Linked DNA regions of Mus musculus: regions 2, 3, 4 and 5 are each linked to region 1. The links are chromatin loops, found by intact Hi-C in ENCODE. Cell type or tissue: gastrocnemius. All regions are shown on one strand. Links, peaks and the distances in the headings refer to the core of each region. The heading gives the core; the rest is flanking DNA. Region 1 holds the start of Prkcq (protein kinase C, theta). Region 2 overlaps Prkcq (protein kinase C, theta). Region 3 overlaps Prkcq (protein kinase C, theta). Region 4 overlaps Prkcq (protein kinase C, theta). Region 5 has its middle 60 kb from the start of Prkcq.

What was found. Hi-C counts contacts between places; a loop is a spot of excess contacts. Peaks named below come from ENCODE experiments on the same cell type or tissue, not always from the same donor. Only the 100,000 strongest peaks of a DNase experiment are listed, where the experiment ranks them.
Region 2: a loop joins it to region 1, with 4 times the contacts of the local background. A loop is called at or near these places in 3 of 42 quality-filtered maps.
Region 3: it touches region 1 in a loop (3-fold over the local background); 11 of 42 quality-filtered maps call a loop at or near these places.
Region 4: it touches region 1 in a loop (2.2-fold over the local background); 4 of 42 quality-filtered maps call a loop at or near these places.
Region 5: a loop joins it to region 1, with 10 times the contacts of the local background. A loop is called at or near these places in 8 of 42 quality-filtered maps.

The regions. Positions count from the first base shown.
Region 1 is chr2:11,168,803-11,174,729 of GRCm38, reverse strand. Prkcq (protein kinase C, theta) reads right to left here and starts at 2,348. Exons shown (of 18, transcript NM_008859.2): 1 at 2,270-2,348. In gastrocnemius, for the core only: a CTCF peak has its summit at 2,383; DNase peaks (open chromatin) are centred at 397, 1,430 and 2,494; H3K4me3 peaks cover 2,901 bases; H3K27ac peaks cover 3,269 bases.
Region 2 is chr2:11,224,420-11,230,346 of GRCm38, reverse strand. Prkcq (protein kinase C, theta) reads right to left here. Exons shown (of 18, transcript NM_008859.2): 2 at 3,362-3,488. The coding sequence starts at 3,479. Among named protein-coding and RNA genes, the nearest start is that of Prkcq, 55 kb to the right of the region's middle. In gastrocnemius, for the core only: no CTCF peak of the experiment used is centred there; no DNase peak of the experiment used is centred there; H3K4me3 peaks cover 1,615 bases; H3K27ac peaks cover 3,518 bases.
Region 3 is chr2:11,251,670-11,257,596 of GRCm38, reverse strand. Prkcq (protein kinase C, theta) reads right to left here. Exons shown (of 18, transcript NM_008859.2): 9 at 4,419-4,528; 10 at 3,309-3,426; 11 at 1,280-1,440. Among named protein-coding and RNA genes, the nearest start is that of Prkcq, 82 kb to the right of the region's middle. In gastrocnemius, for the core only: a CTCF peak has its summit at 3,469 (motif pointing right); a DNase peak (open chromatin) is centred at 3,469.
Region 4 is chr2:11,285,196-11,291,122 of GRCm38, reverse strand. It overlaps Prkcq (protein kinase C, theta), which reads right to left. Exons shown (of 18, transcript NM_008859.2): 16 at 546-734. Among named protein-coding and RNA genes, the nearest start is that of Gm13293, 51 kb to the left of the region's middle. In gastrocnemius, for the core only: a CTCF peak has its summit at 2,467 (motif pointing right); DNase peaks (open chromatin) are centred at 589 and 2,472; H3K4me3 peaks cover 214 bases.
Region 5 is chr2:11,109,895-11,115,821 of GRCm38, reverse strand. No RefSeq gene overlaps it. Among named protein-coding and RNA genes, the nearest start is that of Prkcq, 60 kb to the left of the region's middle. In gastrocnemius, for the core only: a CTCF peak has its summit at 2,409 (motif pointing left); a DNase peak (open chromatin) is centred at 2,434.

The DNA.
Region 1 (5,927 bases), core at 270-5,269:
AGGTTGAGATGAAAGATGTTTCAAGCCTTGCTAAGACACACCTTTTAATTCACTTTTCTGGCTCCACATTGTGCATTTCAGTGGATGGCCAAATATCTATGGTTATATAGAAAGCACTAATTAGATTCTGGGTTATTAAAAAATATTGACTGAACAGGCTATATTTAAGGATATGTATGTCTTTACATATTTGCATGCAATAACACATTTCAGAGAGCTTCCAAGACCTGCTGTGAACACGGGAAGTAGAAGGGTGTTGAGAAGGATATTTGAGATTCTAGAAAAGCTGGGTTTGACTCTATGAGCAGCATCCCTGGGAGCCTTGGAAGAGAGGAGAGAGCCGTCATAGAGACTGCGCTGTGTGGCTACACAGTGTAGGCAGAGGCCCTGCTGGGAGGGGGCACTGGTGGGAGAACAGGTGTTGGGAGCTTGTCCAGGAGTCACTGCCACCCTGAGCCACCACAGCACAAGGCAGTGCACAAGTGAACCTGACCAAACATCGGGCAACAAGAATCTCCCTGAGAAGCTGCTGCCATTTCAAAGTGTAGACAGCAATCCTGGGCCTTGGAATTAGAAACTATTGATGCCAGAAAGGTTACCCTTGGGACAGGCAGTAAGAGTCACCAAGGGGATTAAACGACGATACAACAGTTGTAAAAACTAAAACAGAACCCCTTCATTTAGATTGAATTGCTCAACTTGGCAGGGAACTGTGCAGGTTTCAGATCTTCCTAGGCTAAATCGTCATATATATGCACTCTCAATCAGCAAAAGAAACAGCCTAACAAGATCTTTCTGTGGTAGACACCTGCATCAGACAATGGCACTGATCTCTGGGGGATTTTAAACAGCTGTGCATAAACTTCAAAAGTAATTTGCAACCAAATTAGTAAATGTCACCCTTCTTCCCACAAGACACAGCATTTTTTTTTAAAAAAAGAGAGAGCAAGCATCCTCATTTAAGCCTGCCATTTTACACATTCTCAAAGATAAGGGGGTGGGGGGTGCGGCGGGATGAAGATGATGTTTCACAAGGTTGGGGTGTGGGTGGGGTGAGGTACTCAAGATCTTAGAAAAGGACTACTCAGGCAAGGAAACAAGCCCTGGGGAGGAAGAAGCAGTGGTGGGCATGGCTTCCAGGACAAATGCACGGAGCCATTAAGTTCTGTTTCCTTGACTCCTGAATCCCGAGACTTTTCCTTTGCTAAATGAAAGGGACAAATGAACTGAGCTGAGAAGACAAAGGCAGATCCCCCATATCTTGTCTGAGGTTCATCACACAATTCCCCAGTCTAGGTCTGTGTTCTCAAAAGGCACCTGCAGCTTAAAGGACTGGGGCTTGGGCACAAACGGTCCATTTTTCCCACTGACAGCCCAAGCTCTTTCTCCCTCCCCCCCAACCCCCACCCCTGCCCTCCGCCCTCCCATCTCCACACATACCCAGCTGTGTCACCACTGAATAATCTTTTATTAGCACCATGGCCAGCCCACATAGTAGCAGGACAGCCCAGAGGACAGGGCAGCTCTGTGACGCTCCCCTTGCAGAGAACACCAGAATCACTAAGGTTCAGCCCGCCGTTGGACCTCTCTCCCACGCCCACATGGAGTCATTAAAGTCACCCGTGGTACTTTGATAATGCCAGCTCTTAAAACTCCAGTGGAACAAAGAGGTTGCATATAACAAAATGCATCTTAACATGTGACACTCAAAGCTAGAAAATAATCTTGTTCTAAGGAAGTGAATACCTCAACTTTTAAAATCAAACAACAAACAAACACCTAAAATACAACCTAGCCCCTGAAAAACAAAACAAAACAAACAAAAACCCGAATCAAGCGCTGCAGCAAATTCCCAGAAAACTAGGTGTTCTCCATGGACAGGTCTCCTAGGACAGAAAACACTCCTTACAAGTCTATGGTTTTGTTTTTGTTTTTGTTTTGTGGAGAACACATAAAGTTGCAACTGTTTCCTTTTTCCTAGCCTGCCTTTCCTCGGGTGCTAAGGAAACGCAAAGGAAGAAGGAAGCGCCCCTCAGTCCCTGACCCCAGCTTCCACTGGTCAAGGTCGCCAGCACACAAGAAACCAACGACTGGAGGAGCCCCAAAGTTTGCTTTTTCTCGATTTTGTTCTCACCCCTGTTACTCCTGACAGTCCCCTACCCTTTCCTGGAACACTTGCAAGAGACATTCGGGTGGCCCTTCAGGCCCTGATCTTTGGCACCTCCAGTCTGCTCACTCCTCGGTGGTAACTTGGGACCCTGGGTCCTACCTGGTGTCGCGGCCGCGGTCCCAGAGCAGCGCCGCTGTTGCTCGGATGGCGGGGACTGGCGCGGGCCTGGCGACCCAAGGGTACTCCGGTGGCGGCACCGGCCAGAGGGCGCTCGCCACGCCGGCTCAGGGACGCGCGCCTGGTTGCGTTCCGCGAGCGCTCTCGGCCTTCCTCCTGCTGGCTCTGTCCCCACCCTCCATCCTCACGCCTCACTGGCCACTTGTCGCTCTGCCGCGACTGGGACCCGGAGGCTGCAGGAGGTCTGGATGAAGCAGTCACCGGGCGGGGAGCGACGCCGCAGGCAGCGCGAAGCGGGACGGACGCCAGAGCCTCAGCCGCCTGAGTGCCAGAAAGGGGGGCGCGAGAGCAGTCTCTTCTTGCTTAGCTGAAAAACCATAAATGAGCAGCCAGTGGGAAGGGCTAAGGTCGCCGGCAGAAAGAAGTGTTTTATTTAATCCATTTTGCATTACAAAGGGCTTACGAGTTGCTTTTGTTTTGGTTTGCTTTTTAATTACCTACGAGTGTGTTTGGACACAGCTCTGTAGTGGCATAGAGGCTTCTTGGTGGAGTCTTATGAATGATTTTTGATGTTTTGAACTGCTGTAAACTGTACAGCATTTCGGCAGCAACTTTTCGTCACTAGGGTGTATTTGTCTTTTTAAGAGTTTTTATGCCATGCTGCTAATGTTCATGATTGTCTCTATAACAAGGGGTGGTAGATTTTCGCGCACTTAATAAAATTACATTTTTGTTGTGCAGTACAGGAAGGCCAGATTAGTATGAGAATTTAAATAGTAACACTATTTAAATACTCCACCCTACCCCATGTTCTCCTCAGCAGGCTTCTGGTTACTGACATACATCATCTTTAAATGGCCACAGGTACGGAGAGTTTCAGCTTCTAATGTGACTCTACAGATGACACTGAGACATGGAAGTGCTTGGTGACTTGATCAACTGATACTTGGGGCTGTGTTAAGAAGCCACAAATGGCGATACTTCCCTATAATGTATATGAACCATCAAAACCAATGCACAGAGTTTTAAAGGTTACAAAAATATTTGGCCAAAATTAATCCACTTTGCCATTTGTTGATACATAAGCACTGAACTAGCCCACAAGTCAGGATCTTACAATACAGAGGCTGTGCTTCCAGCCCTGAAGTATGATGACCTCAGGACATCAAAGTCTGGCACATAGTAGGCCTCCATTATATTTTGGCTATTACATTTGGCAGAAAAGTGTGTCATGCCTGGGAACAAGGTCAAAGGGCTGGAGTGATGGTCCCCACTTCTGCCCCAGTCTGTGACTGCTAAGGATCCTCTTGTTCAAAGATGAAAGGACTGGCTTCTCCAGCCAGTCTTCAGTAGATCCTACTGGGTTGGGGAGAAATGACAGAGTGATCACACAGCTATGCCTTAAGTCAGGAAACATATTCTCCATGACTATGTTTCCCACTGAGTATTTTAGGAGATTAAATATATGCAGGGGCTTAGGGACCTTCATATGTCCTCTGATTAATTATTTAAAACACATTGTAGAGACTCTACTACTGACCATCCACAGCCTGTTTCTGTAAATCAGGCTTCAATTGCTTTTAAAAGGTTATATACAAATGACAGGATGTTGGCAACATAGTAAATACTTATACATAGTAGGCCTGTGGTGGGAAGAATTACATACATTGTTCATTCTACCTTCATAATCTAATGAAGTAGCTAACATCATAACCATTATTATCATCCCCACTTGACACATGAAAATAATAATGTTTTGAAATATTATGTAATATAATCAGCATTACATTATTATACATTATATTGTTATGTGATTAGAAAGAATCAGAATTCAAACCTTGAGTACTCTTTAGTATCCCTCTTAAACATAATTGAATGCAACCTTCATCCCTACAGCACTGATTTTAGTATTTGGTTTCCATCGCTTTAGAACCTCTGGGTTTGGAAGGCCTGTGGTATTCTGATATCCTATAACTACAGAGTTCAATAGTTAGAAGTTCTTTACCCTGAAAGCTGGATCTTCTGAAATAATACTCTATCATGTATCTCAGAAAAATGATTTTATTTTGGCCTTAACAGTATGTTTAAAAGCATGGAACTGTATTCTTGGTCTATGTCAAGTGCAGCGGGAACCTGTCAACTGTTTGGCCTCCTTATGGTACAGAACCAACTCTGCTTCCCCAGGCTGCAGAGTGTTTCTTTCTATCAGAGTTTGTCTCCCTTGTTTCAGATACCCAGCTGCTGCTCAGAACTCTCCACACCTTTGTTTCCTGGAAGAGGAAATGGCATTTCCGGGAGAGGATGGTGTGTGGGTGGCAAGGTTCTACCCATTGTGTTAAAAACACCCCAACTTTCAGTTATGTGTTTCTTTTCTCCTTCAATGTCTGCCCTAAAGTTTCCCAGAATTGCACTGAGTACCCGGTGGGTTAGTTGCTTCCTTCTGCGTGGGAAAGATGCTGTTCCGACTCTGGCCACTGAGGGCTAAGGAACAAGGAACTCCAGAGTGACTTTTTCCTGGACCTGTGGCAACTTGGAATTTGGAAAAGAGCCCCCATGGCATCACCGTGCTTTCCTCTGGGACTTAGTTGAAGACTGTGGCTCCATCTCCTATGGCATCCACACTTGCACCTTTCTCTGGGATTAGCCTCATAAGGGATTCAGAATACAGAGCACAAAGAACAGTTCTTAGTTTGAGCCTCAGTTTGGAGACCAATGGAACTTTGGAGAACTAGGGTGTGACAAATATAGGCAACTTAAAGACAGTGTCATGAGACAAGGACATTTCTTGCGACAGGAAACCACCATTTGAAGGACATCATTCCAGACGATTTTGTGAGGTCTTTGACATCCAGACATCCTCTTTCTAAAGCCTGTCAGAGACTATTTGCAAAGTAGCCAGCCTTAGTCTATTGAAGGAATTAGAAGTAAATGGAGACTCAAGTAACATGTGAAAGTTAGTGTAAATTTATTTGGAAAGTGTAAAAGTTATGGGTAGATAAAAGAGACAGAGGCAGGAACAAAATCGGACATTTTAAACTCAAAACATGGGCAAGTGTTTGCTGCTTTAAAAAAAAAAACCTCACTGTACAGTCTACACTGAAACTTTATTTATTGCTATTCATTTATTTTTCCCAAAGAGGTCTTTAAACCTGGAAGCAAAACTTGAATTTTGCTAGAAGTAACTAAACTCCAGTTGCTGTTGTCTGCTTGCTTATTGTGTTTGATCCTTGAGGCAGGGTGTCGTGAAAACCCTGGCTGGCCTCAAACTCATTACATAGCTGAGGATGACCTTGAACTTCCGATCTTCCCTGCCAGCAATTCCCACATCCCGAGTTTAGAGGTTTGCAGCACCAAAGTTGCATACATCGCTGTTGATAATAAGAGCCTTCAGCTCTGTAGAGGGTGAGTTGGTACAGTGAAAGATGAAGGCAGTTTAATCTGAGAGTAGAAAAGAGTGGTTAAATTCTTAAAAGTTTCACTATTGGGACATTTATTCATTTGGCATGCTTAGAAATGTTGAAGGACTTTATAATCATGGGCCAGGTAAGGCAGGTAGGTATCATTTCTTCACTTAAGGGCAAGATGTTGATGGGGAACTATTCACTAATGCTAACGGTGCCTTCCTGGGTATGTCAGGGTG
Region 2 (5,927 bases), core at 274-5,273, 56 kb before region 1:
GTCTACATGATAACCGACAGTTGTGCCAGAACCATTTGTTGATAATGCTGTCTTTTTTCCACTGGATGGTTTTAGCTCCCTTGTCAAAGATCAAGTGATGGCCATCATTGGCAAAAGAGGCCCCTTGGTCTTGCAAACTTTATATGCCTCATTACAGGGGAACGCCAGGGCCAAGAAGTGGGAGTGGGTGAGTAGGGGAGTGGGTGGGGGAGGGTATGAGGGAGTTTTGGGATAGCATTTGAAATGTAAATGAAGAAAATACCTAATTTTTTTAAAAAAAGAATTGAATAGGAAGGAGGTGACTTTTAAAATATATATAAAAATTTTCATTAATCCTTTGAGAAGTTATGCATGCATACAATGTATTGTGATAGTTTACGTTCTTGTTTCTCTTCATAGTTTCTACCATATCTACATCTGTTCCCCTCTCCCTACTCTACTTACTCCCAAATTTGATTCCTGTTCTTTTCTTTGTTTTTTTGTAAATACTCTAGCAAGTCCAATTTGTATTCTCCAGTCATTCATTGACTGGGGACATTCACTGGAGCCTGGTCAACCTACCCAGGGCCAGACATTTAAAGAAAACTGACTCACTTTTCCCTCAAAAATCACCAACTGTTAATAGTTCCTCAGTTTGGGGTTGGGAGCTCATGAACCCCTGAAAAGGGAAGGGAAGACTTTTACGGTTAAGTTAAAATATGAATGATAGATTGGATTTCTTGAAAATCAGTCGTATTATTGATCATTGTCTCTTAGTTTCCCTGTCAAATTATTCCTTATTACAACAATGTTGAGAGAAGGGTAGGCTCCAGGAGGCAAGCCACTTACTGTACATTATCAGTCACTTGGTTAAGGACTACCTATAACGTAGACCAGAACTCAGAATCTTGTTCTGTTTTCTTTTCTGTTGCTGTGATAAAAATACCCTGACAAAATGTCACCTAGGGGAGAAAGCATTTATTTAGGTGGAAACCCCAGGTCCCAGTCTACGTGAGGATGGGGGTGGGGGTGGGGGTGGGGAGAGAGTCAAGCTAGGAACTCAAGCAGCTATAGTATAACCACAGTCAAGAGCAGAGGGCAATACATTCATTCATGCAGCCTACTTGCTTGACTGCCTGCTTTGGACTAGTGTTTCCTCTCTTACACTGCTTGTGAGTCTTGCCTAGGGAATGGTCTGGGTCTGCTTACATTAATTAACAGTCAAGATAATGCCCCAAAGACATTCCTACAGGCCAATGTGATCTAGATAATTCATTACAACTTTCTTACCATGTGTTTCTAGACTGTATCAAAGTGATGGCTAAAACAAACCGGCATATCTGTCTATGTGTGTATAATGAGGAATGCTGTTTCCAAAAGCTCCCAGGCTAACAGCTCTGTTTCCTGTTTGTCCCCTTTCCACTGACTCATCATGGAAAATTCAACCTCACAGCCTAAATACCTGTTTAAATTCTACAGAACGAATCTTTGAACCAGGCATCGTCTAGAGTGATTTCTTTTCAGAACGTAAACTGAATAAAAATAAAAAAATAAATATCCAAAGTCCACTGGGCAATCTATTGCAAAAACAGTTTTGTTCTTTTCCTGACAAAGTCTCTTGATCCATATCGCTGAGACCAAGTTCAAAAGCAAGGACAAAAGAAGAGGAAGAAAAAAAGAAAAAAAGAAAGTAAAGAAAAGAAGATTGGCAGGAGGCAAATGTCAACGAGACCAGAGGTTGGGAAGAGGACCAGATCCATGAGACCCATTAAGTCAAAGGCAGCTTTGAAAGAACCCAGCCATTTTATACTTCAAAGATGTCCGTGACATTTGAAAGGGTTTAGGTGGGAGCGTTTTCACTTTTAAGACAGTAGAGAACTCTGGATGGAAGAGAAATCAAGAGCATCTAGTCTCCTAAGCTTTGATACACTTGGAGCAGCTATAGAGATGAAGGAAGATGGGGGGTGGGGGGGCCCAGTGTGATGTGTAACCCCAGAGTTCAGGATTGCCAGCATCTAGCTAGAGGCTCTTAATGCAAGCCTTCGTTTCCTCTGGTATCCACAGATGCTCCTAAGCCCTGACAGAGGTCCTTCTCGAAGCACCCCACTGAGGACAAGGTTCCGTTCTCTGGGACCTTCCTAGCCTTGCTTTATCTTCTCAGCCCTCACTGCTGATGTCAGGACACTTTAAATTTGCTTACTGCCTGTCTTCCTCCGTGAGACTGGAAACTCTAGAGGGACATCCCTCCTTATGGGAACCTTTACTGTGCTTTTCTCTGTGCTCTAGCTCCAGAACCCTCAAAGTGGCTCTCCAAACACACTTTTTGTATGTGTGTAAATGGATTGGGATACAGTTATAGTCTATATGCAGTGATATAGGACTGGGTGAGGCTGGGAAGTTCTTGGATGATGTAGCTTCCTATTTTTCCTTTGGAAGAGATTTAAGAATATTAAGATGCAGGGGTGTGGATCAAGAAGGAACCAGAAGGCTTAAACATTAGTGGATTCCCTCCCCAATGGGATTGTTTTGACAGAGCTATCCAAACAAACAAAATCAGTCATGGGCATATGACCCAGGTTTTCTCCTCATTAATTACCTAATTATTTAATAGTCATAGTTAATAAAACAGAAATGATCTTTTTATTCATGCAGAATACTAGCTGATTAAGGATCCTTCCTAACTTCTTCAGCTAAGGCAATGAACAGACATAACATTTAGAGTTGCTCCCAAGATCTAGGATTAGATAGGGTTAATTTACCTACAGTCATTGAGTTATAGTCTATATAACTATACAGACTATAAAGACTATAGGTATAGAGCCTATATAGTCTAAATAGACTATATACTTATAGTCTTTAGAGTTGCTCCCAAGATCTAGGGTTAATTTACCTATAGTCATTGAGTCATAGTCTATATACATAGACTGTATACATATATATATGTATATAGTCTGTGTGTGTGTGTGTGTGTGTGTATAGTCTATGTAGGTATATAGTCTATACCTACATACCTATAGTCTTTAGAGTTGATCCAGAGATCTAGGATTAGAAAGACGTAATTTGCCTATAGTTATTGAAAACAGTGAGCTATTAGTACAGGTGATACATAAACATAATCCTTCTCAGTTGATTTCTTCCCCAACTAAATATTCTCTTTATCTTTGTTTATGTGGGGGAAATGATAAAATGGAATAGATATGGCTAGAGGCCATCACTAAGCCTGAGTCCTTAAGAAAGAATTTGGCCTTTGTTGGTCACCAGTGTCCTAAACTGTGACATTCAGTTCCATCAGACATCCTGGAAGGTCTCGTCTCCCAAGTGCTTGTCTAGTCTAGCCACCATCTCCTCTTCTCCCCCCCCCCCCCGACCCCAGTTAATTTACCTGATTCCACATACTCTTTGACAAGCACAGCGCAGTAGGGGTTCACTGCCTCTCCCTGACAAGCTTGGCAGGTCCCACAGTCAAAGTTGGATAAACCGATTCGAAGAAACGGTGACATGGTTGTTCCCTAGAAAAATGACAAAAGACAAACACTGTATGTATGGGGCTCTAAGACATATTATTTTTAGTGTTCCACCTCCACTTAGTGTTTTATCTCAGACAGCCAGGGCTTACAATGAGCCTGCTATCCTTCTGAACAACTGCGTTCACTTCCTTCTCTGTGAAGCACATTGCTGGACTCTCCCTTAGCTGCGGACTGGCTCGTAGAGGGCGAGTTCTTTGGAAAGTCTGTGGCTAACCTCCATTGCTAAGGGTTAATTCTGCTCAATGTAACAGTCATGTTTGATAGCTGCACAGCAAGGCAAACATTTTTTTCAAGGTTTTGTTTCTTCACATAGGTGCCCAAAACACAGTAGTCAGAAAAGGAGTTTATTAAAGCTGAGTCTATTTTAGTCACACCAGTAAATATGACACCACAACATTCTTACATAGTCTATTTATGTGTGTCATGGAATTGGCTCCCAGCAATGAGCAGCTGATCCGTATTTGTTTTGGATATTTTCATTATGGTTTGTTCTTGTCAGCGACAAACACACTCAAACAGATACAAGCAATTAAGCTACTGAATGCTATGAGCCACTTAAAAACCTCTAAGCCATTGACCACAGTATGATTGTGTCTCATCTTCAAGGCAAAGGACTTCGTAAATGTCAGTGTTCTTTTTTTTTAATCTTCAATCTTTTTATTGACATTTTCATTATGTTCATATACAATTTCCTAGATATTCTATATATTATCCTGAAATTCTTTTTTTTAATTGGATATTTTCTTTATTTACATTTCAAATGTTTTCTCCTTTCCAGCTTTCCCCTTTGGAAACCCTCTATCCCATCCCTCCTCCCCTTGCCTCTGTGAGGGTGTTCCCCTACCCACCTACCGCCCCCGTCTTCCCACTCTGACATTCCCCTACACTGGAATGCCAGTGTTCTTAATATGTTTTCTCAGAACTTTAGATGGAAATCATCACAGTGTTTGCTATAGTTTTCAAAACTTGGTGTGGTTTTTTTTTTTTTGGTAAGATTTATTTCATTTTTATTTATGTGTGTGCCAGTGTATATGTGGGAATGCGCGCACATAGCTAAGGAAGCCAGAAGATGGAGTTTACCACGCTGGAGCTATAGATAAAGGCAGCTGTGGGCCATTCAGTGTGAGGGCTGGGATCCCGCCTCTAGTCTGCTGAAAGAGAAGCGAGTGTGTGCTCTTTACCACTGAAGCAGCCCTTCAAGCAACCTTGTCTGAGTCTGCATCTGCTTCCCCATCTCTGCCATTCACCTCATCTAAATACTTTTCCTTTATACTTACTTCTTGCATGCATGTATGTGTGTGTGTGATGAGCATGCATGCTCATGTGTGTGGGTACATGTACTTGTGTGTGCATGCCTATGCAGAGGTCTGTCTGGAGTTGGCATGAAGTGTCTTTCTTGATTTCTCTCCATTTTATTTGTTAGGGGAGGTTCTCTGGCTCAACACAGAGTTTATGAATTCCTGCAATTGTAGCTAGCCAGCTTGTCCCAGGATCCCTATCTCTGCCCATGGAGTGTTAGTATTACAGGCTATTGTCACACTTGCTTAGCTTTTATGTAGGTGCAGGTTATTTGAGACCCTGTCTTTGTGCTTGTGAGCCCATCTCCCCTGCTCTAGTTTTTATTTTTAGCCTGCTTCTTAAGTTCTCATAGGTCTGAAAACTATCGTCTAGTGTTCAGTAACAGCAATATTCTTGCTTCTTCTTGTTCTAGTTCATAGTCAAGGTAAAAACACCATTTTGACTTGAATCTGGATGGGATTGTTGGCTCACAGAGCCCAAGTTACTACCACCCTGACCTTTGGTGACTCATTGTGCACAATTTCCAGGCTGGGCTCCTAACTGGGCAGCAGCAGAGCTCAGACTGAATCTGCCTCAGAAATAGATAGAAGTCTCTCGGTTTGCCAGGGCTTGTGTTACAGAGGTCTTGCGTAGGCAGCAGAGATTTCTTATTTTAAAAAGTGATGAAGATTTGTGACTTTCCTAGATTTATTTAGTCTACATCATCACCCAGAGCCTGCTGACAGTTTACTCAATGCTAATGTCTGTTTTCCAGCCTAGTTGGGGTCTTCCTTTTCCAACAATCTGGTGTCACAGGGACATGATAAAAATATCTAAAAGATAGAACAGGCATTGTGTGGACACATGTCAAAAATAAAGTAGATCTGTGCTAAGCACTGGAGGATGAAGTTAACATAGACAAGTTCTGTGACTCGCTCTTGGGGGCTCCGAGCTCATGGAGGAAAGAAGGGGGATTGCTTGGCTATTAAAATAGAAAGCAGAACTTGCTGTATACAAACAAATGTACGGGTGAAACAGGATGCCTAAGGACTGAGCTTGCGAAGTTCTCTTCCATGAGCTGAAAACATCAATCCATTTCATCTTCCCTCACCATCCACAAAAGTCTTGCAAGTCACAGCACAT
Region 3 (5,927 bases), core at 552-5,551, 83 kb before region 1:
ACTTAATGTCTAACATACCAAAAGGTCTGCATTCTATAATAACCCCCTTTATAATCATTAACTCGGTAGTTTTCTTCCAGGTTGTCACTGATGGTTGAAATTTCTTTGTGAGCATGAGTGTTTGTGTGTGTGCGGGTGCACATGCGCACACTGTAGAATCTGAGTTTGAAGTCTAGAGGTCAGCCTTTCACATTGGTTCTCAGGAGCTGTCCGTCTCTTTCTGACTTTTTGAAATGAGGTCTCTCAGCTCCTTAGAACTAATTTGGCTGGCTGGCCAGCAAGCCCAAGGCCACTTCTGGTCTCTGGGATTCCAGTGCTTGGATTACAAGCAAATGCCACCAAATCTGACCTTTCTATGTGGGCTCTGGGAACCGAACTCGGGTCCTTCAGTTTGTAACTCAAGTACTTCACCAACTAAGCTACCCCCGTCCTGAGGATAATTTCTTTCTTTTCACCCCTCTCCTTTCTCTCTTGACTTCTTTTTGTCCTTCACATTCTGTACTTGCTCTCTGTGGCTGACAGAGACACATTATTTCCTCCATCCCTGTCCAGTGAGTAACAAAAGAGGTAGGGAAGGGGGCCTCATTCCAAGGTACTTTTTCTAAGACTTCCTCAAACTACAGTCTTTGTTTGTTTGTTTGTTTGTTTGTTTTGTTCATTGATGTTTTGCCCACATGCATGTCTGTGTGAGGGTGCCAGGTCCTCTGGAACTGGAGTGACAGACAGGTGTGAGCTGCCATGTGGATGCTGGGAATGAACTCCAGTCCTTTGGAGGAGCAGCCAGTGCTCTTAACATCTGAGCCATCCCTGTAGCCTTCAAACTATAGTCAGTGTCTCAGCTTGTGTCTTCTTCCTCCCCACCTTCGCATGGCAAGATAAAAACCTTGGCCTCTAGTACTCCCAAGAGAGCGAATATATTTGGAAGTGGGCCTCTAAATAGGTAATTACAGTTAGCTGAGGTCACTCCCTAGGCACATGAAATGCAAAACAATTTTGAGGTGTGGGGAAGAAACAATGAAAAACTAGAAGGAAGAGTAGGCACAGGAAATGGGCATTTCTCTGACTCCTTGGTGCTCAGGCATCAAACTCATTAGTTCATGAGTATGTAGGCTTAAAACAATGGATTTGGGGCCAAAGATCCATAGGGAACAGAGACTGCTATTACTGCAGAGTTACTTAGCTCCCGATTTAATGTTGGATGCTCTGTCATCTCACGACACGGTGGGGGGCGGGTGCTCTCTGGCCCTGTTTGCACACCTTCAGGAACTTGGTAGCATACCTTGCCAAAACTTCCTTTTCCCAACATCTTGTGCAGGATGAAGTCATCGATCTTCAGTTTCAGCTGCAGTGAAGTCCTGCGCATGCTCACTTCGGGTTCAGGAGGACCGGCCGATTTATTTGACCCATCCAAAGGGGAATCCCAGGAAATGCCCTGGGGTTCTGAAAACAGCAGATCAGTTATTAAACATGAATGGGTAAGTAAGGTCACTCACTGTAGGCACTTAGGGCACCACCCACTTCTTCCATCTTTCATTCCGAAGTTCCATCTAATTCAGTTTCAGAATCCTTCTGCATCTGTCTGTAAACCTGGCATTTGGGCTGGGTCTCTGGCTAGCTAATAGCCTGGGCAATGGTCTAACTGAAGAAATACTGGACCCAAGGTCATGGTTAGTGTGGCAGTGGTGGTGCACGCCTTGAATCCCAGAACTGAGGAGGCAGAGGTAGGCTGATCTCTGAGTTTGAGGCCAGTCTACAGAGCAAGTTCCAGGACAGCCAGGGAACCCTGTCTTGAAAAAAACAAACAACACCATCCCTAAACACGAAAAAGTCCTAAACTCAAACCCAAACCAGAACAAATAGAAAGAAAGAAAGACAGACTGACAGACAGGACTCATCTCAATCAAAGACTACATATTTGTGTGTGAGAGAGAGGAAGAGAAAGGGAGAGGGAGGCAGGGAGAGGGAGAAGCCAAGAGAGAAAACTTTTAATAACATCAGATTCTGAGGAAATAGGAATCTTCACAGATCTGGGGAACGGATATCACCACTGTTTGTAACTACCAGACATACTGACATCAATTTCCATTAAGTAAAATGTGAGCTCTGAGGACACGCAATCAAGCAGGTTGTTAAAGATCTAAACCACACCATGTTTTGTGGTCTTCAAGGCTGTGTGCACTGATCATCTCTGAGGACGATGCTCCTTACTGCTTGGGAATCCTTCTGAGATGGACTTTGAATCTCTCTTGAAATTTTATGTCAATTTAGTCCTTGTATGATGCCAGAAGAAGGATTAAAAAGTGTTTTTAGGAATCCTTACTATGTATATACTACTATCATTAGTATTGCTTCTTTGTGTGTATGGATATGTGCATGTGAGGGCATGCACATATGTGTGGGTATGCATACATGTATGTGTGGGTGTGCGCATGTATATGGAAGCCAGAGGTCAGCCCTAACTGTCATTCTTCTAGCAGTATCTACCTTGGTTTCAAAGCAGGGTCCTTCACTAGCATGGAACATGCCAATTAGGCAAGGCTGGATGGCAGTTGGACCCAGGGATCCACTTGTCTCTGCCCCGCATGCCACCAGGATTACAGATACATACCGCCATTAACGGCTTTTTTATTTTTCATTTTATTTTATTTTAATAATGGTTTGGGGATTGAACTCTGGTCCTTGTGCTTGCAAAACAAGCACTTACCAACTGAACCATCTCCCCAGACCCTAGTATTCTTTAAGTTCAAAGACCATATCTCATAATGTTTGTTGAAATGATTCAGTTCCCAGAATCATGTAGCTGCATTTTCCCTTGAACCCCCTTCAAGCAGAAGGCAGAATGAATCTCTACACATGACAAAGTTTAAGGGTTAGGGCTCTTCTTCCTTCCTGTCTCAAAACCTCACAGGAGAGTCTCCGGGCAACAGTGACGATGCCCCAATGACATTTCTCCTTGTCTTGCTTTACAGTAGACTAACATCTGTAAAACCACCCAACATGGCCAGGAAATGACATTCTAGAACTCTGCCAGGAGCAACGCCCTCACAAAAAAATTCTAGTTAGGCATATTTTAGTTTTACTCTTAAAAGAAGAGTAGGAGGGGAAACTTTAGTCAGGATATATTGTATATGAAATGGATCTATTTTCGATAAAAAAAAATAGGGGCCTTGAGGTTGGTGACTGGATTTGTACTCTTTAAATAGAGAAAAAGAAACTCATCAGACTAGGTAAATGAAGAACTTAAGGCCAGAGAACAAGTGGATCGTGACAAGTGACCGGCATTGATGGTCAACTGCAGTGATAGTTACCTCTTTTCCCAGGTGTTGGTACGCATGGTGGCCTGGTTTCGTTTTTGGTGGAGCATGGGAGACCAATTTCAACTGGGCCTTCTCGGAAGATGTGTTCTGAATCTCGTAAGGAGCGAGCCTAGATCATAAAAAGGGTCAGACAACCCAATCACCAGTAGTTGGCGCCATTTCCCACCCACAGAAATCATACTGTATTGTCCCTAAGGACAGAAGGCTGTGAGGAATTTTGAATATGCAGGACAGTCAACACTTTCCTTTCTTTCTTTCTTTCTTTCTTTCTTTCTTTCTTTCTTTCTTTCTTTCTTTCTTTCTTTCTTTCTTTCTCTCTCTCTCTCTCTCTCTCTCTCTCTCTCTCTCTTTCTTTCTTTCTTTCTTTCTTTCTCTCTCTCTCTCTTTCTCTTTCTTTCTTTCTTTCTTTCTTTCTTTCTTTCTTTCTTTCTTTCTTTCTTTCTTTCTTTCTTTCTTTCTTCTCAGTAGGTTTAGAGTTCCTTGGCCTTGCATGCAACTGCTACATTCAATGTATCAGCAGCAGGCTCTTGGCTCCTTTTTCACACTTCAAGGGTACTAGCTGGAATCTTCTATGTAAGTAGCCTCATTCCATAACAAGTCAGGACAGAAAAGAAGGTGAACAAAAATACAGCTTATGTAGAAGGTAATGCCGAGTCTCAGTGAAAATTGGTTCTCAAGAGATAGGAATTTAATCAATGTAAGACAAACAGACAGGCAAAAGTTGCCCAGACTAGACACAGTGTCCTGTGACCATTCTGGAGGGAATTCTAATAAATACACTTTCTTTCCAGCTTCTTAGAGATCCCTAAAATACAGATATAAAGCTGGCAGTAAATCCTCAATAATTTGAGTGAATTTGCTTTCTTTCTGTACCTTCTCATTCTATACAGAGTTTAAGATATTACAGATGGCCACACTGATGTATGAATTATTAATTATCTCAAAGGTGGGATTATGGGGATGAAGGTGAAAATATCATGGCAAGTGTTCAGAAGGACACGCAGGGACATCCTGTGGGGTAGACAGAGCAAGAAAGAATGGACGTGGGTGGCCCTTGTTGAGAGGACATCGGGAATCACATCAGTGTAATGTCTGCTTTACCTGTTGGGTGCTTTCAATCATCGCTAGTGCTTCAGCCATTAGCTTCTGGTTTATACCACAAAGATTGGCAACCTTTGTCTGGCATCGGTGGTGGACGTTCATGCCACATGCTGAAACGAAGAAAGTAGCTCGTGAGGAGCAGGGAAAGAAGCCGGGAGTGCTTCAAAATGACACCAGGTACAATGTGAGCATCACAGTCTCACATCTAGAGAAGAAAGTCTGTGGCTGGCATGGCATCTGAGATGGCCTGTGGATGGAAGCGCCAAGAGGACCATGGTTCTATTGATAGTGTTAGAAAATTTGAGGATACAAGAGGTTGTCCTCCTGCTCTGGGACAAAGCTTAAACTCTGGCTTAAGCCTGAAGAAGGGAAATGGATAGCGATGAGATGGTGTTTGTATGTTAACAGGTAGGTAGGAGGAAAGAGGCCCAGAGACCATGGGCTCACTTTAGGAAGAGGTATTGTTATACTTCCTGGCTGGTTATGATGGAGGCACAGAATGAGGGCAAAGGTCTGAGCCCTGACTAGTGGGGGAGGAGGCATCCAGGATGGCTGTGTCTCTTGTGGACAGAACTAAGAGACTAGACGGAGCTTTGGAAGGGAAAATCAAACTGGTGGGGGCCCAGGAGTGAAGGAAGCTCTTTGATGAACTGCAATGTACTGGGAAGTTATGGTAGTGTTCCTACACACAGCCTTCCACAGAAGTCATAAGAAGAGCATCACAGACCTCATCTCTGGATTTAGATAGTGATGCTAACATCAACCTGACAGCTGGATGGAGATCATGTCTCAGTTCCCCGGCCCCTAAACACATGCATGTCCAGATATCATGCAATTACAGGCTAATTAAGGGCAGAGGAACGATGTAGTTATTAGAGTTTTGCTTATGGTAATGTCAAGGCCATAAAGAAAATGGGATTTCTTACATATGTGTTAATGTCTTAACTTTACACCTATGCCATAGTTAATTGCAAGAGCCACAAGAAAGAGCACAGCACCCTCAATCACTGTAGGTCCTGGACGCTGTGGATTTTAGATTTTCCACAAAGAAAGAGATGTGCTTGATTCGTGAGCATCTCTCTCTCTCTCTCTCTCTCTCTCTCTCTCTCTCTCTCTCTCTCTCTCTCTCTCCCTCCCTCCCTCCCTCCCTCCCTCCCTCCCTCCCTCCCTCCCTCCCTCAAGGGATAATGCTGTCTCCATAGGCTTCTTCTAACTCTTAAATCCTACAAGCAACCTGATTCATAAGTCCTGATAACAACACCATAAGGGACTAACTTCCACTTCCTGTGACCTTGTGATTCCCTGTTCATCTATAGGGGGATGTGTGTCCTCACCAGTCTATGGAAATACCACTATTACACCATGTTCTCAGTTTTTAGAAATTTTTCCTTTTGAAAGATCGCTATTACAATCAACAGAAAAATTAGCATAACAATTCCAAGCTCCGGTAGATGGAACTCTAATCTCGAGTACTACTTGGCTTCTACCAAAATACTTAAGCATTATCCT
Region 4 (5,927 bases), core at 323-5,322, 120 kb before region 1:
CCTCGGGCTCCATGCTTTCAGCTTCTCGATGAGAAGATGTTTGTGACCTAAGAGGGTTGTCTTTCACTGGAGAGAACAGAGATGTCTGCATCCTGCTGAAGGTTCAAACAGGGATGGAGGACGCACTGGCCAAAGAGGTATTGCATATAGGAAACAAAGGATGCAGTAAGCCATGTACTGGGATTGCTTAAAGAGCCAGAGTCACCAAGCCTGCCTTGACATTTCTCTTAAAAGTGATGGAAAGAGGATTTGCTTTACTTCCTTCCTCTTGCCGTCACTTAAAAAAATTACTTATATATTTTATTTACATGAGTACACTGTAGCTGTCTTCAAACGTAACAGTAGAGGCATCGGATCTCATTGCAGATGGTTGTGAGCCGCCATGTGGTTGGTGGGAATTGAACTCACGACCTCTAGAAGAGCTGTCATTGCTCTTAAACACTGAGCCATCTCTGCAGCCTTGTCTTCCTAATGCTGGGGGACACTTCAGGGCGGCGCTCGCCCCGTGAGCCACGCGCGCCCCAGGCTTTGGCTTCAGGTCTTACCTTCACTAGAAGGTCCTTGGCCTCCCTTTCGAGCCACCTCGGGTAGAAGGGGTTGTCCATGCGGATGGAGTGGAACAGCTCCTCCTCGTCCTGCCCGTGGAAGGGGGACTGGCCAATCAGCATCTCATAAACGAGCACCCCGAAGGACCACCAGTCGACGGAATGGTTGTACTTCTGACCCAGCAAGATCTGCACGGCGAAGGCAGAGAGAGCATCATTAGTACGTACGTCTGACGAAAGCAGAGCATCATCAGTACGTACGTACATCTGACGACTGATAACACAGAGCATCATCAGTACGTACGCCTGACGACTGATCACGCTTCCAAGGCTGAAGGTAAATAAATGACTGGCTGTCGTGATCTACAGGCTCGACTGAGGACGCTATCTTCTGGCAAGCGCCGGTTCGAAATGGCTCCGCCATGACCAAGTTTCTGCCTGTAAGTAAACACTTCAGAGTCTCACTTTGCATTTTTCTCATTGGCGTTGAGTGCAATGACTGAAGCAAGCCTGTAGCTTTTATTTTCCCATCTGTGCTATGAGGTTCTGGGGAGGTAGGTATTGTGTCCTACAGAGCTGGCTTGACGCTAAGTTCTCCATTATTACCTTTGGTGTGGACTGCTAAGTGAAACCTACTTACTTATATTCTCTCAGCTCTGCATAAAATCACTGAGGGGAACTGATGAACCAGAGATACCACTTAATCAAGTCTTTAAAACCTAGCCAATCACAATTGTGCACGTCAAGAGTTATGCGCTTAGTCAATGGGATGAAGAATCAAGTCATGTGATTAGCATGAGCAAGGAGAGCAGAACTCTTCAGACCCAGAAGTCAGAGGACATCCCAGAGCTACGAGCAGCTCGGAGAACGGTCTGGGTCTGTCATCCAGGCAGGAGGATTAAAGGTAGGAATTTACTGAACTTACAAAATAAATCAATCCTTTTGATCAGTTTACTGTTTATAGCAATAGAGACTTTGTACCTCCACGTTCAACAGCTTCCTTGTCTGCTGTTGAAAGGCCAAAACTGTACAAGCCACTGTGAATATCAGCTGAGTGCAGCAGGCCCGGGCTTTGCTAAAACAGTTCATAGTGGGATCCATGACTGCATGAAGGCTGAAGGTGATGTGATGGTGGGCGGGTGTGTAAACAAAGGCAAAAAAGTCAGTGTGCTTAAGACACATGGGCACTCTGTTTAATGTAGCAGCATGGGATCTAAGGTAGGGCGTCAGCCCATCAATGGAATGAATGCACAAAGAAACTGGGATACGTAGATGCAGCCCAATGCTACCCAAACTTACAAACATATACGAGCCCAGAGCACTTCCGTGCTAGGTGAAGCAAGACTCCACTCAGATGAGATACTCCAGCCTCTGGATCAGAGACACGATACAGTGTCCCACAACCCAACAGTTCTGGTGGCTGTATAAAGCCCCACATGTCCTTCAAGTGCCAAATCTCTCATTTGCACAGCTTGGGGAAGACTCCTTACCCCTTTATAAACTACCTTAGTAGAGAGGATAGTCACACTTGCTATCTTATTGCAGGGTGGCTCTAAAGAGCCTGTGGAAAGTAGGAAACTCACGGTGATTTGTGATAGGATTTGTGACCTGAAATCTTCTGCAAGCGCAGTGCTGAACAGCTACTTGGATGAGACTTATCCCCATGAGTGAAAATAAAGATCATTTTGCAATCTGCCACCATTGTGAACTGCTACCTGATAGCTGCAATTCAATATTTAAATATACAAGCTCACTTTAAAGTTGACAAACAAAAAGTCAACTTCACTGGCCTTAAGGAATAATGTAAAAGTCGACTTCTGTGAATTCACCATGAGTACGTATAATCAATTGGTTCAGCCCTACACTCAAAAGGAAACCTCCTGTACTAGGTACCAGGCTCAGACGCAATTCCCACGGTAAGCCACCAGGTGGCGCCAAAGCAACCAGAGCCGGTCCTGAGCAACAAGCCTCTATGTAAACAACTTCATTTTAGAGGAACAAATGAAATTTGGAGGCCAGGAGACAGCTGTCGTGGAAATTAGAGCTTCGAGATTGGTTATGTTAGTTAAAGTAAATGCAGTTTTATGCTGGGAGGGAGGAGCAGACTGCACATTCACACAGGGAACAGGCTGTTCAAGAGGGAATGCTAACATACACCAGGTGTCATTTCATACGCGATGTCCGGACGCGCTGCTGTTATCCCTGGAGGAGGATGGCTGGACTTAGGAGGCTCTGTGTCTTATTTCAGATCTCACAGTGAGTTGAGAGCTGGTTCTGAAGTCCAGTCTTTGAGGATTTCAATCCATAGTTGATAATCGTCTCCTGCTATTTCTCTCTCCCTGCACGGTTCTTTCTACACTAACTGTTCTGAGGTGGAGAGGGCAGCAGAGCTGTACTGGGTAGAGGGTCAACCTTCCCTAGCTCTGCCTTCCTCCAAGAACTGAGACCCAGCTTCAAACCGGAGAAATGAGCCAAATTATAATAATGCCTTTGTCACGTGCTGACACAGACTCCCTTTGTCCCTTGCAGTGGGTGTGCCTTGGAGCTATTGTGTTAAGGTGCGCACACTCCTTGGATGAGGTTGAATAGCTACTCGATGACATGAATCCCGTTAGTCAGTTGCGATCAGAGCATTCGGATTAGAGAGAGAGTTTAAATAAATGATACGAATCTATGAGAGGTAGGAAATGGTCCCTCAGCCACGTCTGAAGCTGAACCAGCGGACACACTAACCATATTTTGGCCAAAAAGAAGCTTGATTGAAAAATAAAAGCCTTGAAAGTAGTGTTTTGGATGATGGACTTATATCTGCTATCATCAGGGATAGTCCTTGCTAAATACAGATTACAAATTCTGTTTCATATTGGACCTGCTTGGCCCTTTACCAGCCATGATAGTATGAGAATCGGAAGAAATACATTAGACCTTTCAGTTCCAGAGCCTTAGATCATTAAACCAAGACTTTAAAAAAATGATTTTTAAAAAATTACGTTTATTAAATGCAGGGAGACATGTGCTTGCCATGTACACGTGTGGAGGTCAGGGGACAATTTCCCAGGAGTCCATTCTATCGTGGGATGGATCTTAGGTTGTCAGGCTTGGTAGCAAGTGACTTTACCTGCTAAGCCCTAAACCAAAGAAAATTTAAAGTTATAGTCTTCATCCCTCATCAAGGAAAATTTTCTTTGTGGCAGATGGAGAAATCATTACAGAAAAACAAACAAACAAACAAACAAAAAAACCCCGGAGGTTGGAGCCCAGTGTACCAAGGGATGCTTCTATTATACAACTCCCACACTGAAGGCTCAGGGAACGGTGCTGACGTGAGGAAAGAAAGACTGTAGGAGCCAGAAGAACAGATTTGCTGTGAGGCTGTCTCTCCTAAGAACTTCAGAAGTTGTACCTACAAAGTCTCACCAATAGGTCTGCTAAACACAAGCTGAAGAAGGGCTAAAGAGGGCAGAGGAAGTACATGAAGCCTCAGCCCTGGACAAAGAATTACAGGCAACTAAGGGACACGAGAGCACTCTAGCTGGTCATCTACTATCAAATGGTCAGCCCTGGAAACACACACACACACACACACACACACACACACACACACACACACACACACACACAAATAATGTAAAGACCAAGCAGGCTGAATGTATGTATTTAGGAACACACACATGCAATAGCAACAATTAAGGAAAAAAGAATCCATAAATTTGAAAGAGCAAGGAGGGATATATAGGAAGGTTGGAGAGAGAAAAAAGAAGGGGGGATGATGTAATTATATTAAATCTCAATTATAAAAGAAATAGAAGGTGTGGGCCACCACTGCCCTGCAAAGAAATAATTTCCAAAAAGCTTTTTGATCTAATTTTAATGACATATTCTTACCTTCTACTATTAACAAAGTAGAATAAAATTAAGCTATTTGGTACCAGTTTTTTTTTTTTTATATTTCATTCTTAGTTCAATTTGATCTTAAACATTTTAGCCATGTTCTTTAAATCATAGACCACGAATGTAGCAATGAATGTGTAATGTAAACACATATACATATCTTTAGAGTGTTTATTTAACTGATAAAGAAACATCATCAAACAGTTTGAGGATATGGGGCTGCTGAGATGGCTCAGGGGGTAAAGGGGCTTGCTGACAAGTTTGATGACCTGAGTTCAATCCCCAGGAAGCCACCTGGTAGAGGAAGAGCATTGATGCCTGTGAAATGTCCTCTGACTTTCCCATGTAAACTAGGATGACCCTCATGTGTGCATGCATACATAAATGATGATCATATAGACTGATAAATAAATGTGTTTCAAAGGCTTGAAAACATGTAAGAGGTTGGTGATGTATGGGATGGAGAGAAGCCATGAGGAAGGGTATTGCCATATCTGGGATTCAGGGCAAGAGGAGACAGATTTCCTAGAGCAATGCCCAGAAAGGATGGAGAAGAACTGGACATTCTTTGGAGGCCAATAAAACGATGCAAAAAACAAGGGGCAAGTCTTGATTCAGTCTCAGCATCCAGGAAGTGAGAGATCCCATTCGAGAAAGCCTTGGAGTTTGGCTGTATTTGGAGATAGAGAAGAACACTTGAATATTGTATTTCAATTTTTGTTGTTGTTGAGACAACTGGTAGGTGGCTTCATGGTTAGTCATGAAAGATATATTAAGGAAAAGAGAGAGGGAAGGTTCACCAGAGAAAGTGAGTTTGGAGGCTGTGAAGTTTGAAGGGCATGTGATCTATGTAAGTCTGTGATGTATATAGGTCTGTAGTAAGACAAAGTTTGGCCTGACCATGCTTATTCTGGAGCTAAAACTATTGTCATAGATAAAGTTACTCATTAAAGAATACTCAAGGAGGGGCTGGAAAGGTGGCTGGGCAGATAGCAAATATTGCTTGTCTTAGGGTTTTACTGCTGTGAACAGACACCATGACCAATGCAAGTCTTACAAAGGACAACAGTTAATTGGGCTGGCTTATAGGTTCAGAGATTCAATCTATTATCATCAAGGCGGGAGCAGGGCAGCATCCAGGCAGGCATGGTGCAGGAGGAGCTGAGAGTACTACATCTCCATCTGAAGGCTGCTAGCAGAATACTGACTTCCAGGCAGCTAGGATGAGGATCTTAAAGCCCACACCCATAGTGACACACCTACTCCAACTGGGCTATACCTTCTAATCGTGCCACTCCCTGAGCCAAGCATATACAAATCACCATATTGCTCTTGCAGAGCATTGGAGGTCAATTCCCAGTACCAATGTTGGGCTATTCACAACTACCTGTTGTTCAGCTTCAGGGGGATCTGCCACTCTCTTCTTGCCTCTCTGGGTACCACTACATAATAAGAAGGTGATCAGAGACAGAGACAGAGACAGAGACAGAG
Region 5 (5,927 bases), core at 427-5,426, 59 kb after region 1:
GCTTTGTACTTGTTTGGAATTACTTGTGATCTCGATGTAGTTTAAGAAAGCAGGATGCTTGCTGACAGGAATCAATTTTCTAATCAAGCCATTCCAGGAGCCGCTTCATGAGCTCACTCAGGCTTGTGTGCTCACCATCGGACAGAGAGACTGAAGTTTGTCTCCAGTCAGCTTCTTTTCCTCCTTGACACTGAGCCTTTAAAGCGTGGCTATGAGGCTCTTGGGTGAGCCTGTATGTCTCAGTCTTCCTTTCAGCTGGTGTGGCCAAGGGGTCAAGATAGGGTGAAAGGTCTAAGCCCACTTCCAGGTGTGAAAGCTTACTAAACCCCACCAATCCCTGAGCTCAAAAGCACACCAATCTCTGACCTCAAAAACCTACCAATCCCTGAGCTTAAAAACCAAGTCTCTGAGCTTGATAGCCCAACAATCCCCACCCTGGAAATCTTCATCCTAGAAACTGCCCCTCAAATCCTCTATAAAACCTTTCTCCTGCTCAGCCTCCTGCGCTTATAGCCCCGGCAGATGCAGCCACCCTCTTGTGTGTCTACCAATAAATCTCTTGTGTGAGGTGTGTTGTGCAGTAAGACTTTGTAGTCTTCTTTGGCCCCTGACTGGCAGGATACCTTTCCCTTCAGAGTTTCAATGCCTCCATTGGGGAAACCTTTCCCCTTAGAGCTATAATATTTATACTGAGCTCTTCCCGAAGCTGTGCGGAGTGCCTCTACAGAGTGTCTACATCCACAGGCGAACATCCGGCTCCTCATCTACGTTCGTTCTCCTCTCCTCCTCTCTGGACACAGAGAGGTACAGAGGTTCCAGGTGGTTGGGGCAGAGACCAGGAATGATGGAGTGACTGGAGAGAAAAGATGGGGGCTTGAAGGAACTCACTGAACAGAGCATGTTGTAAGCAAGACGAGGAAACATCTATGTCTTATTTCATTCCTGTTTCTATAGCAAAATACCACAGCCTGGGCAGCTTATGAATAAGAACAGCTTAATTCTGATCGTTTTGGAGGCAAGAAGTCTAAGATAAAAACGGCAGCATGCTTTGGGCCCCGATTCCCAGGTGGTACCTTTTCTCTGTCTTTTCATGTGTTGGCAGGGAAAACCTTTCCTGATTGGCTCCTTCTCAGAGCACCCCAGGCTCGCCCTTCAGAGTCTGATCATTTACCCACAGTGCTGCTACTAATCCCAGCAGCATGGGAATTTGCAAAGAGAACCAGAACTCCCCTCACTACCCACAGCAGTCTGTCACATGTCAGCTGTTTTTGCTGGGTCACTGCTACCCTGTGTCCTAATGTGAGTTGATAGCTCAGCCATCTTATATCTGCTCCAGCTGGTTCTGGACGACAGGGGCTTTCAGCATCCTTGAGGCGGTATTTCTTGCACTGGTTGTCCCAGGGGCTTATTGGCTGGTCTGAAAGTAATCACTGTAGAAGACAATGCCATCAGGGTCTCCTGGTGCCCACAAAGCTTTCCAGAAGCTTTTCTGGATCACTGCTCAGACCTCGAGGCTTCCAATACATCTCATATCAATAACCTGCCACCTTAGAAGCCAGATTGGTTAGCTTACAGTTAGTCAACCAATGAGCAAATGATTACTGAATATCCATTGTGGCTAAATTCTTATCAGATTCAAGTGAATGATAAAGAAAAGACAGGACTGTGTATTTGAAATCTTACTTAGGAGACAGTATATGGGAGAGCTCAGTGGAATGAGATGACACACACACACACACACACACACACACAGACACAGACACATACAGACACACATACAGGCACACATGCGTGTGCACTCAAATACACTACCACTACCGTGAGAACATTAAATAACCCCATAAAAATAAAGACTGGTGGGAATGAAAATGGAGGTGGAAAGTTAAATGGATTAACATTATAATCAATCAATCAAACAAACAATCAATCAAACAAACAAACAAAAACCAGGTGTGTTTCTTCCTCCTTCCTCTCCCCTCTGCTTGTCCCCCTCTCCCAACTCCTTTCTTCCCAGTCTCTCTCTCCTGTCTCTTTCTCCTCCTGCCCTTTCCATTTTCTTTGTCTATCGGTCTAGAGACCTATTTTGAGAGAGTTGTTTGGAAGAAGAGAACACTTAACCTTAGAACAAAATACAGTTCATTGATGCTGAGAGAGGTCTCCGAAGTGGAGGCTGTAGCTGCTAGCTGGTCTCATCAATGCCAGCTGGCTGGATAATAACTTCCAGCTAGCATCTGGTGGGAGATTCAGTCAGTTCATATCTCCTGGATATGAAGAAGAAGAAAACATGGTTCATTTACATTCTTCATGTTAGAAAACCCAACTGACGCTTTTCACTTTGGAGACTGGTCTGCCCGGTGACAATCCAGAAGGTAGTCTGTTCTGTAAGGTAGGCACAGTGCCCCCTCGTGGTAAAATATGGAACTAGATACAAAACTTGAAGAAGCCCTAGGCCAAAGAATACATCCTCTTATGGCTACCATTGCTGTGACGGAACAACCTGGCCAAAGGCAAGTTGAGGAGGAAAGGGTTTATTTCACGCACAGTTCCATGTAAGGGCTCATCATCAAAAGCAGCGAGGGCAGGAATTCGCACAGGGCGGGAACCCAGAAGCAGGGGCTGATGCAGAGGCCACGGACCAGTGTTGCTTACTGGCTTGCTTATCATGGCTTACTCAGCCTGCATTTTTATACAGCCCAGGACCTCCAAGCTAGGTTGGCCCCACACACAAGGGGCTGAGTCCTCCTCCATCAATCACTAAGTAAGAACATGCCTTGCAGCCAGATCTTATGGAGGCATCTTCTCAATCGAGATTCCCTCCTTTCAGATAACTCTAGATTGTGTCAAGCTGACAGAAAACTAGCCAGGCACACCTTTTTCAAATTCTCAAAAGCCTCCAAGAGTGGGGACACTATAGAGTTATCAGTATCAGATCAGAATATTCCCAATGTTTAGTAATTTGTATTCTCTGATTGCCACACAAGAGCCCTGTCTCCTTTGCGTATCGACTTCGCTTCATTAATTCAGTCCTCCCCCCCCTTCTCCTTCCCCTCTGTGTTTGGGGAACAACACTGGCAGAAGTGCCAATCTTATGAAGTTGTACTTGTGAAGGGTAAAGGAAAACAGGACTTTTCTTTTTACCAGAATAGTGTGCACTATTTTTTTAAAAAGAGACTTTTTTTTTTCCAACAGCTTCCTTTTAGTAAATACAGAACTGAATGAAGCTGAGGCACACACGGGCAGTCAGAGGTTGAGGATGGAGAACAGAGAGTCTAGGCTACATCCGGAGACCCTGTCTCAAAATGAACAAGCGAAGCAATATATTGTTGTCATTACTTTAAAAAAATAACTGTATGGTCCTTCCTTCCGTCTTAGCTCCGAACTTTGTCTCTGTAACTCCTTCCATGGGTATTTTGTTCCCCATTCTTTTTTTTCTTTTTTTTATTAGGTATTTTCTTCATTTACATTTCCAATGCTATCCCAAAAGTCCCCCCATACCCTCCCCCCACTACCCTCCCCCCCCCCACTTCTTGGCCCTGGCGTTCCCCTGTACTGAGGCATATAAAGTTTGCAAGACCGATGGGCCTCTCTTTCTAATGATGGCTGACTAGGCCATCTTCTGATACATATGCAGCTAGAAACACCCTCTCTTTCTAATGATGGCCGACTAGGTCATCTTCGGATACATATGCAGCTAGAAACACGAGCTCTGGGGGGCAGGGTACTGGTTAGTTCATATTGTTGTTCCACCTATTGGGTTGCAGACCCCTTTAGCTCCTTGGGTACTTTCTCTAGCTCCTCCATTGGGGGACCTGTGATCCATCCAATAGCTGACTGTGAGCATCCACTTCTGTGTTTGCTAGGCCCCGGCATAGCCTCGCAAGAGACAGCTATATCAGGGTCCTTTCAGCAAAACCTTGCTAGTGTGTGCAATGGTGTCAGCGTTTGGAAGCTGATTATGGGATGGATCCCTGGATATGGCAGTCTCTAGATGGTCCATCCTTTCATCTCAGCTCCAAACTTTGTCTCTGTAACTCCTTCCATGGGTATTTTGTTCCCAATTCTAAGAAGGGGCAAAGTGTCCACATTTTGGTCTTCGTTCTTCTTGAGTTTCATGTGTTTTGCAGATTGTATATTGTATCTTGGGTATTCTAAGTTTCTGGGCTAATATCCACTTATCAGTCAGTACATGTGATTGGGTTACCTCACTCAGAATGATGCCCTCCAGGTCCATCCATTTGCCTAGGAATTTCATAAATTCATTGCTTTTAATAGCTGAGTAGTACTCCATTGTGTAAATGTACCACATTTTCTGTATCCATTCCTCTGTTGAGGGACATCTGAGTTCTTTCCAGCTTCTGGCTATTATAAATAAGGCTGCTATGAACATAGTGGAGCATGTGTCCTTACTACAAGTTGGAACATCTTCTGGGTATATGCCCAGGAGAGGTATTGCTGGATCCTCCAGTAGTACTATGTCCAATTTTCTGAGGAACCACAAGAGTGATTTCCAGAGTGGTTGTACAAGCTTGCAATCCCACCAAGAATGGAGGAGTGTCCCTCTTTCTCCACATCCTCGCCAGCACCCGGGGATCCATCCCATATACAACCACCAAACCCAGACACTATTGCATATGCCAGAAAGATTTTACTTACAGGACCCTAATATAGCTCTTTCTTGTGAGTCTATTCCAATGCCTGGCAAATACAGAAGTGGATGCTCACAGTCATCTATTGGATGGAACACATGGCCCCTAATGAAGGAGCTGAAGGGGTCTGCAACCCTATAGAAGGAACAACAATATGAACTAACCAGTACCCCCCCCCCCAGAGCTGTGTCTCTAGCTACATATGTAGCAGAGAATGGCCTAGTCAGTCATCAATGGGAGGAGAGGCCCTTGGTATTGTGAAGATTCTATGCCCCAGTACAAGGGAATGCCAGGGCCAGGAAGTGGGAGTGGGTGGGTTGGGGAGCAAGGCAGGAGGAGGGTATAGGTGGCCTTGGGGATAGCATTTGAAATGTAAATGAAAAAAATCTAATAAAAAAATTAAAAAAGAAAAAAAAAAAAGAAAGGCTCGAAAGAATGTTCTCCGGGTACATCGTCACAAACTGTCTTTTCAATAAAGAAGACATACAGCATTATGATATGGCCATGTAAAAGGCACATGTAATTTTCATGTGAAAGAAACTGAATAAAATATTTTCTGACTACCATCATCATTACAAAAACATAACTGTGTGCGTACTTGTATGATGTGAGTATGTGTATGAGTGTGTGTGTATGTGTGTGTGTGTGTGTGCGTGCGTGCATGCGTGCGTGTGTGCGTGCGTGCGTGTGTGTGTGTGTGTGTGTGTGTGTGTGTGTGTGTGTAGGTCTGAGGAAAACTTTGTGAAGTTGGTTCTCTCCTTCTACCTCCGAATGTGTGTTCAGGGTTGACTCAGGGTTGACCTCAGTCTGTCAGGCCTGCACAGCAGCCACTCAGCCACTCAACCCTCTCACCAACCCTCTATAGACATTTTTATCGCAAAGTGATAGATACTTCTTTTAAATCCTTGAGTTCTGCTAAATCATATACCAACATCTGACAAGGCCCAGCACAAATTAATGTTGTGCCTGGCAGGTTGACGCATAACTTGTGCAAACTTGAGTCGCTAAAAACACTAGCAATCCTTGTAAGAGTAACAGCAAAGTTAAAATTGCAGCTTTTAGCATTAAGACAAAAGAAAAAGAAAAACCAGAGGTGACCCGGCAGAAGTCTAGGAGAAATCAGCAGTCACACACAGGGGGAGCGGGTCATGAAAGCAGCAAGGCTTCTTAAAGCCTAAAATGGAAACAAGGAGTCCACAGGTGTTTTGGAGAAGATTCGTATTCAGTTGACCTGGAGAAGGGGCTGGGACGCTATTTCTGGCATCTTCCCCCAGAGATGCC